Linked DNA regions of Homo sapiens: region 1 is linked to region 2. The links are chromatin loops, found by intact Hi-C in ENCODE. Cell type or tissue: HepG2. All regions are shown on one strand. Region 1 overlaps USP31 (ubiquitin specific peptidase 31). Region 2 overlaps USP31 (ubiquitin specific peptidase 31).

The links. A loop is a pair of places that touch in the nucleus more often than their neighbours do. Peaks named below come from ENCODE experiments on the same cell type or tissue, not always from the same donor. Only the 100,000 strongest peaks of a DNase experiment are listed, where the experiment ranks them.
Region 1: a loop joins it to region 2, with 4 times the contacts of the local background. A loop is called at or near these places in 23 of 110 quality-filtered maps.

The regions. Positions count from the first base shown.
Region 1 is chr16:23,139,466-23,144,465 of GRCh38, forward strand. The region is part of intron 1 of USP31 (ubiquitin specific peptidase 31); the gene reads right to left. Among named protein-coding and RNA genes, the nearest start is that of USP31, 7.5 kb to the right of the region's middle. In HepG2, no CTCF peak of the experiment used is centred here; DNase peaks (open chromatin) are centred at 2,556 and 2,896; H3K4me3 peaks cover 1,787 bases.
Region 2 is chr16:23,090,877-23,095,876 of GRCh38, forward strand. All of the region lies in intron 6 of USP31 (ubiquitin specific peptidase 31), which reads right to left. Among named protein-coding and RNA genes, the nearest start is that of USP31, 56 kb to the right of the region's middle. RefSeq lists an enhancer at 2,720-3,266. In HepG2, no CTCF peak of the experiment used is centred here; DNase peaks (open chromatin) are centred at 2,075 and 3,495; H3K4me3 peaks cover 873 bases.

The DNA of each region.
Region 1 (5,000 bases), 49 kb after region 2:
AGCGCTAAGAGCAGGTAGTCAAACTGTAAAGCAAACCAGGTGTCATGACTCTGCCTTCCTGGTTTTCCTGCTACCTCTCTGACTGCCCCTTAAGAGGTCCTCTCTCTCCTCCTGTCCTCTCATTTTTAGTTTCCCTCAAAGGCTTAGTCATGGGCCTCAGACCTTCTAAATATGCTCCTGGCTTCAATTATCACCTCTATGCAGCTGAATCCAAGTCTATACAGCTAGTCCTAAATTGCACCTGATTTCCAACTGTCTATTAAGGCTTCCTCTCTTAAGTGGGAAGGTCATATCCTATGGCTCCCAACCCCATATATTCAAATTAAATGCACAATCTTTCTGCTCCTCATGCTCCACAAACCACTTCCCTTTCTAAGTGCTCAATTTCTATCAGCTATTAAATTTATATCAAATATCCCTATTATTTCTTTATCACCTTGGCCTGAAACCTCAGTATTCCCTTTACCACTACGCCTCTTGTAGTTTTCTTAATAATGTCCAATGTCCTCCAAAATGTCACTTGGATTCACCTTTCCTCCTCCTTTTCCTCACTTCATTCCTGTGATTGTTTTCTCGCTGTATTTATTTTCTCCTCCATTTGATTCATTTTCACTCACCATCAGACCCATTTTTCTAAAATCGTTTTCATCAAATCAATCTCTCTGCACAACTCAAGAAGGCTCAATTGAATCACTACTGATTGCAGCCTCAAGGCTAAACTGTTGTGACAGACTCTCAAAGCCATCCATAATGTGCCCCCTCTCCTCTCCCCAGTTATCTAAATTTATCTCCCCTTCATTCCAAATCAGTGGTTCTCAATTTTGCTGCCGAGGGACATTTGGCAGTATCTGGAGACATTTTTAATTGTCATGACTTGGAGTAGGGGGGAGTACAACCACATCTAGTGGGTGAAGGCCAGGGATTCTGCTAAACATCCTACAGTGCCAGGACAGCCCCCAACAACAAAGAATTAGCCAGCCCAAAATAGCAAGAGTGCCAAGGCCGAGAATCTGCTCCAAATCAAGGCTCTCTGTCCCCAGACCATGCTATATCTATACCTCTGCTCAGAATATTTCCCTAGCAACTTAGAATGTCGTCTCTCTTCCCCTTAACTATCAATGTTTTATTTATCTTCAAATCCCATTCTAAGTCTATAGCCCATGGCTTTAAATACCATCCAGTGGTGACGCCTCCAAAATGTTTATCTTATCTTCTGAGTTCCTTACCCAGCTGCCTACTAGACATCTCCTGAGTGTACTATTTAACATATCTGAACCTGAATTCCTGACTCCCCCAAAACTCCTTCTCCTCAAATAGGTATACAGCCCCAGCAATCACCCAGTTGCTCAGGAAAACAGGTGGGAGTTATTCTGGATGCTCTCCTCAACGTTCTCTGCTCCAGTGTCTTGCCACAAATCAATCCATTAGCAAGTTCTGTCAAGAGTCTACCTCCAGACACATCTTAAATCCATCCACTTCTCCACCTCCCTCCACCATCCCTTTTACCCAGTCCATCACAAAAGCCTCCTGACTGGTCTCTGCCTCCATTCTACTCACTATTCAGTGCCCAGAATAACCACTTCACATTTTCACAAGATCATACCAGGACTCTGTTTAAAGCCTATAACAGCCCCCATGACTCTTGGAATAAAATCTAAACCCCTTACCTTGGTCTGTAAGGCACTATAGCTACACAAGGCAGACTCGGCCTCTGCCTACCTGGCCCCTGCCTCTCCACCTCCTCCATCCCGCTCTCCTCCTGGCTCTCTAGCTGCAAACAAGATCTGTCAGACTTTCAAGTGTACCCTCAGCTCTTTCCAACTATAGCGCCTTCTGCATTTTATTCTTCCTGCCTGGTCACACCCATTATTCCCTCTCATACACCTATCTATTTCTCTTTAGCATTTATACAATAATTTTTTTTTTTTTTTGGACACAGGGTCTCACTCTGTAGCCCAGGCCAGAGGGCAGTGGCACAATCTCGGCTCACCACACCTTGACCTCTTGGCTCAGGTGATCTTCCCACCTCAGCCTCCGAAGTAGCTGGAACCACAGGTGTGTGCCACCACGCCCGGCTAATTTTTGTACTTTTTGGAGAGACAGGGTTTCGCCTGTTGCCCAGGCTGGTCTTGAACTCCTGAGCTCAAGCTATCTGTCTACCACGGCCTCCCAAAGTGCTGGGATTACAGGCACATGCCACCATGTCTGGCCTACTGTAATTTTTAATTTCATATTTACCAGTGTTTATTGAATAATATCTGCCTCCTCTGTGGCAATAAAAGTTCCGTAAAGGAAGGGACCACATGGCCTTTTACAATTTTTTTACCATTATCATATCACTTTGTTTTCCACTATATACAAATGACTTGTACAATATGTGGCATGGAGTTAGAAAATCAAATTTGTAGATGCTTAATTGCTGACAACAAATAAAAGGATGAATAAATGAAATCTTTCTACTTACACTTTCATACACAATGATCTCACCTCTCTCTCAGCTCCCAGTGAACTTTCCTCATCAGTACAACTTAAAACAGCTTCTCTATAAGCAGCTAAGTTCTCTGACGGCATGAACCTAGTCCTATAACCTTTGTACTTAATCCTGTATTCCCAGCCCCTTTACCTAAACTAACAATAACTGTGCAGCAAATGTGATTCAGGTCCAAAATATGGAGTTCATAATTATCCCATGTATTTTTATTCCTCAATTAGTCCTCATGGAAAATTTATTGTAATTCTTACACTTCACTTTTACCAAACTTGGTAAGATGTGGTAAACATCAGCTCAAAGCTTACTGGAGAGAGATCCACATGTGTTGATATACGTGTTGAAACAGTCTGAAAGGAATGTGTTTTAAGAAAGACTTCCAAAAACACCTAAGCCTGAGGAGCAATGGCACAAACGTGAAGCTAGCTGCAGATGACCTTATTTTCACTCCAATTCAGCACCACAGTCTCAGAGGAAAAAATGTTACACGTTTCAGCACGTCCCCTCTGCCCATGTACGTGTTATGTTGAGACCTGTCGTTTCATTGCTTGTACTGATAAGGCCACCCAGGCCCAGGACCCAGTTTGTGCACCAGCAGTGCAGGGGTACACAGAGTTCACAGTCAGTGGAAGTCAGAATTCTGGTTCTGCTCCCTCAACCTCTAGCTAGTGGGTGAACTCAGTTCCCACATCCTGAAAGGCTAGGAACTACTCACACCACATCCAAGTCTGCTTCCAAGTCTAAAACTTCATGATTCTATCAACTTTCTCCCTCAGAGGTGTGGAGCTTTGCTAAAACTCAAGTGATGGCATTTGATGGACCAGAGAACTGACCAGGAAGGGATGTACTTTTTATTTTATACTCTGTCACAAAGCTAAATGTGACCTACACAATTTCATTTTTTCCAAGGGACACCCTGAAGTCAGTGTGCTTTGTGGAAAACACTGAAGTATCAGTATACTAAAGAGCTTGACACTAACAAGAAAAAAACTGTGTACCATGGGTTTGCAGCATAGCACCAGAACCCCCAGCATGAGTGCATGGAAAAGCAGGCTGGGAAACTCAGCAAGTGTGAGCCTCTGATTGCCAGGTTGTTCACCACTAGTCTCTTATACAAGTTTATTCCTTTTGTGACTTGAGAATTCTCACTAATAAATAAGCACCACAAGGCACCAAAGTTCAAGGAAAAAAAAATGGGAGAGAGAATTCTATTCATCAATTACCATTTGTTTCACTGCAAATCTGGAAGGAGTCCCCACAATTCTTTTATCAATAGATCACTCTGTGCTAGCTGTTCTTTGCCAGCACAATTTAAAAACTGCTGCCATAAAATTTATCTTTCTTGCTTGAAAGATGACCATCCATCTTTTTACTTGCTGCAAAACGGCTCTGAGCTCTAAAACTCAGAAAGCATTTGTAAGAATCTGGGGCACCCATGCTCCTATGAAAGCAATAAGCTGATTCCCTTTAAAATGGCATATTATGTATTCAAAGTGATTTATTTACTCTCACTATTTTACTAGGAAAGTGATGCAAGGGTCCTGCCAGTGAAGCCCAAGTTTTACCCTAGTGCTGCTGCAAACACATATACACACTCAGAGACAGAGAAGGAGAAAGAGAGAGGGAGAGGTTGGGGGGGGGGAGAGAGAGAGAAAGAGAGAGCGCGAGAGATAACAAGGTAACCATTTTAAAGGCTGGGGAAGTAAAAGGAAACTTGCGCTGAGTCTCCAAACTTTCCTCCAAACAGTTTCTCAGCCTCAGCACTACTGACACTTTGGGGTGAAAACCCTTTAGTAAGGGGGGCTGTCCTGCACATTGTGTGACATTTAGCAGCATCCCTGGAATCTACCACCACATGCCAGTAGCACCCTGATCCCAGCTGTGACAACCAAGTAGGGTTCCAGACATCGACAAATGTCCCAGGGGGTGGGGGCAGGGTGGGGTGAGGACAGGCAAAAGTGCCCGTGTTGAAAACCAGTGCTCTAAGAGTAGGAAACAAACAAACAAAAAATCTGTGTGAAAAGAGAAAGGATAAAGGTAATGGCTAGAGACATTTTTTACAGCATATCAAGGTTGAGCTAGTCAACTCATTTCATCCTGGGAAATGAAAACCCAACTTTAACAACCATCTAGCCCATCCAAAACCAAAAACCATCTACTTGGCAAGCTCCTAAAACTCAAATCAATGTGGTTAAAAAGGAAGAAAGAACTCTAATTGAAAAACTTACAAAGAAAAGCATTAGTAACTTAAAGTTTTAAGATAATAAAAGCACAAAGACATAGTAAGTGCTTTTCTAACCTCAAGGTAACTATCTCAAGATGGCAAATTGGTTTTATCTCCTCTGCCAACTTCAACTAGGTGGTGGTGGCTGCCTGGAGCCCTTCTAGAACTGAGCAGGATTCTAAGGCTGAATGTGAGCGATGTGAAAGTGAAGAATATCTGAATGAAATAACGATGTCCACCCCAAGCAGGCGAAGCACAGTGAGGTATGCCTCAGGTCCACCTTCTGGT
Region 2 (5,000 bases):
CCCAACAGAGAAAATTTTTTTTAAAAATGTCATTATGTAAATTAAACTGCAATCAAAAAAAGAAACATCCTACTTAGATTACTCATCTAGCCGTTAGAGAATTTCTTTAGCATCCATTATTATTTCCTTTAAACTAGCCTTACCTATCTTAAAAACTGAAAATTAAAACTGCACTTCAGTGAAGGTTAGATACAGTTTTAGAAGGGCATGTGTGCTGAGATGATTCACCAAGAAAATTTAGTGAGGTCATGCAACCAGTAATCAAACAAATTTTTAAAAAATAAAGATGTGGAATGTTCTTCAATATTCAATAGCAGTTTCTTCTCCCTGATTAAAGAGCCAGACTTATAAGAAATAAAAGGTAAATTACACACTACACCTACTAGACTCAGAGCCATCAGGAGAATCTTCCAACTTGGAATACAGTCTACTAGACTGGATCAATCCACATTAAAGTTAACAAAAATATATATTTGACAGGCACAGTACTGATCCTCCCAAATGCCCCAAAGCAGAGCTCCCTGTCAATCAAAGTACCCAGCAACTCAGCACCCAGCACAACCCCAATAAATGCCTGACTACCTGTTCATTCCTTTAATCCTTTGGAAGCACAGCCTAGGGAAATGACATCCCAGCTGGAAAATAGAAGAAACCCCTCCTGCCACCACCATTAATAATAATACCACCAGAAAGAGAATAAAATACAAATGGCCTACACAAAAGTATTTATAGCAGAATGCTGGCAATAACCTCAATACTCAGCAATCTAAGACTCACTGAACCTATTAAGATACCTCAACATTATAACAATTTAAAATGACAAAGTACATAGTTAATGCCAATATAAATTCCAGATAGAGTTTAAAAAAACAACACATACAAACTAGAAATAAGAAAAAAGCTGAATCTTTGTCAAGCCACTAGAGGGAAGAAAACTTTTTAAGCTTAAACACCATAAAGAAATCACAAAAGGAACAGGAGTAGATCTTACTTCCTAACCATTTTAAACTCTGGTATGAGAAAATAAAAATAATAGATATCTGAAGTTGAGACAATAAACTCGTTTCCCAGGTTCTTGGCAGAGGTAAGGGTGGGAAGATCTGTTCTCCTAGAATAGATGTGGACTCCTGACGAGATAAGGGGATGCCACATTGTCAACTGCACAGAAATCAAGCTCTGTGTTCAAACTGTGGACCCATTTACTGCCAGCTGTGTGAGCTGGGAGTGGTTACTTCATCTCCAAGTCTCAGCTTCCTCACCAGTAATGTGGGGAAAGCAGTAGCCTCATTATATATTGAATAAAACATCTGTTAAGGCCTTAGGATAGAGGCTAACGCAGACTCAATAAGGCAGTCTCTGGCTAGAATACAATAACCTTTGGATTCACCAAATTCACTTATAAATAGAAGCTTAGTGTTAACCCTAAGCAACTGGGGTGGGAACAGGATTTTGAGAAACTTTCAGTTGAACAAACATTACCTGGGCTCTTGCTGCATATTAAGAACTATATTGCACTGCTGGGTATAACAAGATAAAGCAAAATGTGGCCCCAGCTCCAGAGAACTTCACAGTGTGGTGGGAAGGACAGAGAAGAAAACAAATCATTTCCACATAACACGCTGGTGTGAGAGATTAACAGAAGTTAACTGCCCAGAAGAGCAGGAGTTCGCCAGCCAGCCTGCAGGTAAAGGGAGTGAGGAAAGGCTCTCTGGACAAGATAATTTAGGTATTTTTTACTGTAATGCAATAAAACTAGAAACAATCCAAACAAAAACACATACAGGGAAACGTAACAACTGGAAAAGAAACACAAACAAGCACCTGGGTCAAAGAAGAATAAGTGAAATAATAGACTATCTAGAAAATATTGTAAATATGAGTAGACCAGAGAAAACTGAATTGTAAGCTGGCATTGGAGAAAGCTGGCCAACCCAATATACAGGATCACCGAAAGAATCAGAAACTGGAGGTGCCAGAGGCCTCTGGAAGTAGAGGGTAAAGTAAAAGAGGAATTAAAATAAGGACTTTCAACAAGAGCACCAAGACCATTCAATGAGGACAGTACAATCTCTTCATCAAATGGTGCTGGGACAAGTAAATATTTACTTGTCCCAGAATGGAGTTTGGTCCCTACCTCATACAATTTATAAAGGTTAACTTAAAATGTATCAACAACCTAAATGTAAGAGCTAAAACTACAAAACTCAGAAGAAAACACAAGAGTAAATCTTTATGACCTTGGATGTGGTGACGGATTCTTAGATATGACGACAAAATTATGAGCAACAAAAGAAAAAACAGACTTCATCAAAATGAAGAACTTTTGTACGTCAAAGAACACTATCAAGAAAGAGAAAAAACCCAGAGAATGGAATAAAATACTTGCAAGTCATATATCCCATAAGGGTCTAGTATTATACATCCTTACAAAGAATTCTTACAACTCAACAAAAACAACTCAACAAAAAGATAATGCAATTTAAAATGGGAAAAAGGCTTGAATAGACATTTCTCCAAAGAGAATATATAAATGGCCAAACAAGCACATGGCAAGATGTTCATCATCATTTACTATTAGAGAAATGCAAGTCAAAACCTCAATGAAGTAACACTTCACATTCACCAGGATGGCTAAAATCAAAAAGATGAAAAATAAATGTTGGCAAAGATGTGGAGAAATTAGAACTCTCATCTATTGCTGGTGGAAACGTAAAATGATCCAGCTCCTGTGGAAAACAGTTTGGCAATTCCCAAGAAGACAACCATAGAATTATGATATGATCCATCAATTCCATTCCTAGGTACATACCCAAAAGAACTGAAAACAGGTATTCAAACAAATACTTGTACACAAATGCTCATAGTAGGACTATTCATAATAGACAAAAGGTAGGAAAAAAACAAATGCCCATCAATAGATTAGTGGATAAACAAAATGTGGTACATGCATATGTATGTATGGAATACTGTTCGGCCATTAAAAAGGAATGAAGTGGATCCGTTCCAAGATGGCCGAACAGGAACAGCTCTGGTCTGCAGCTCCCAGCATGATCGATGCAGAAGATGGGTGATTTCTGCGTTTCCAACTGAGGTACCTGGTTCATCTCATTGGGACGGTTGGACAGTGGGTACTGCCCACGGAGGGTGAGCTGAAGCAGAGTGGGGTGTCGCCTCACCCGGGAAGCTCAAGGGGTCGGGGGATTTCCCTTTCCTAGCCAAGGGAAGCTGTGACAGACTGTACCTGGAAAAACAGGACACTTCTGCCCAAATACTGTGCTTTTCCCAAGGTCTCAGCAACCGGCAGACAAGGAGATTCTCTCCCATGCCTGGCTCGGTGGGTCCCATGCCCACGGAGTCTTGCTCACTGCTAGCGCAGCAGTCTGAGAACAAACTGCGAGGTGGCAGCCTGGCTGGGGGAGGGGCATCCACCATTGCTGAGGCTTGAGTAGGTAAACAAAGCAGCCAGGAAGCTCAAACTGGGCAGAGCCCCTCACAGCTCAGCAAGGCCTGCTGCCTCTATAGACTCCACCTCTGTGGGCAGGGCATAGCTGAACAAAAGGCAGCAGACAGCTTCTGCAGACTTAAAGGTCCTTGTCTGACAGCTTTGAAGAGAGCAGTGGTTCTCCCAGCATGGCATTTGAGCTCTGAGAATGGACAGACTGCCTCCTCAAGTGGGTCCCTGACTCCCATGTAGCCTAACTGGGAGACACCTCCCAGTAGGAACCGACAGACACCTCATACAGGCGGGTGCCTGTCTGGGACGAAGCTTCCAGAGAAAGGATCAGGCAGCAATATTTGCTGTTCTGCAGCCTCTACTGGTGATACCCAGGCAAACAGGGTCTGGAGTGGACCTCCAGCAAACTCCAACAGACCTGTAGCTGAGGGACCTGATCATTAGAAGGAAAACTAACAAAAAGAAAGGAATAGCACCAACATCAACAAAAATGACATCTACACCAAAACCCCATCTGTAGGTTACCAACATCAAAGATCAAAGGTAGATAAAACCACAAAGATGGGGAGAAACCAGAGCAGAAAGGCTGAAAATTCTAAAAACCAGAGCACCTCTTCTCCTCCAAGGATCGCAGTTCCTCGCCAGCAATGGAACAAAGCTGGATGGAGAATGACTTTGATGAGTTGACAGAAGTAGGCTTCAGAAGGTTGGTTCTCTGAGCTAAAGGAGCATGTTCAAACCCATCGCAAGGAAGCTAAAAACCTTGAAAAAAAGGTTAGACAAATGGCTAACTAGAATAAACAGTGAAGAGAAGAGCTTAAATGACCTGATGGAGCTGCAGACCATGGCATGAGGACTTTGTGATGCACGCACAAGCTTCAATAGCCAATTCGATCAAGTGGAAGAAAGGGTATCAGTGACTGAAGCTCAAATTAATGAAATAAAGCAAGAACACAAGGTTAGAGAAAAAAGAGTAAAAAGAAATGAACAAAGCTTCCAAAAAATATGGGGCTACGTGAAAAGACCAAATCTATGTTTGATTGCTGTACCTGAAAGTGATGGGAAGAATGGAACCAAGCTGGAAAACACTCTTCAAGGATATTAACCAGGAGAACTTCCCCAACCTAGCAAGGCAGGCCAACATTCAAATTCAGGAAATATAGAGAACACCACAAAGATACTCCTCGAGAAGAACAACCCCAAGACACATAATTGTCAGATTCACCAAGGTTGAAATGAAGGAAAAAATGTTAAGGGCAGCCAGAGTGAAAGGTCAGGTTACCCACAAAGGGAAGCCCATCAGACTAACAGCAGATCGCTCTGCAGAAACCCTACAAGCCAGAAGAGAATGGGGCCAATATTCAATATTCTTAAAGAAAAGAATTTTCAACCCAAAATTTATATCCAGCCAAACTAAGCTTCATAAGTGAAGGAGAAATAAAATCCTTTACAGACAAGCAAATGCTGAGAGATTTTGTCACCACCAGGCCTGCCTTACAAGAGCTCCTGAAGGAAGCACTAAACATGGAAAGGAACAACCGGTACC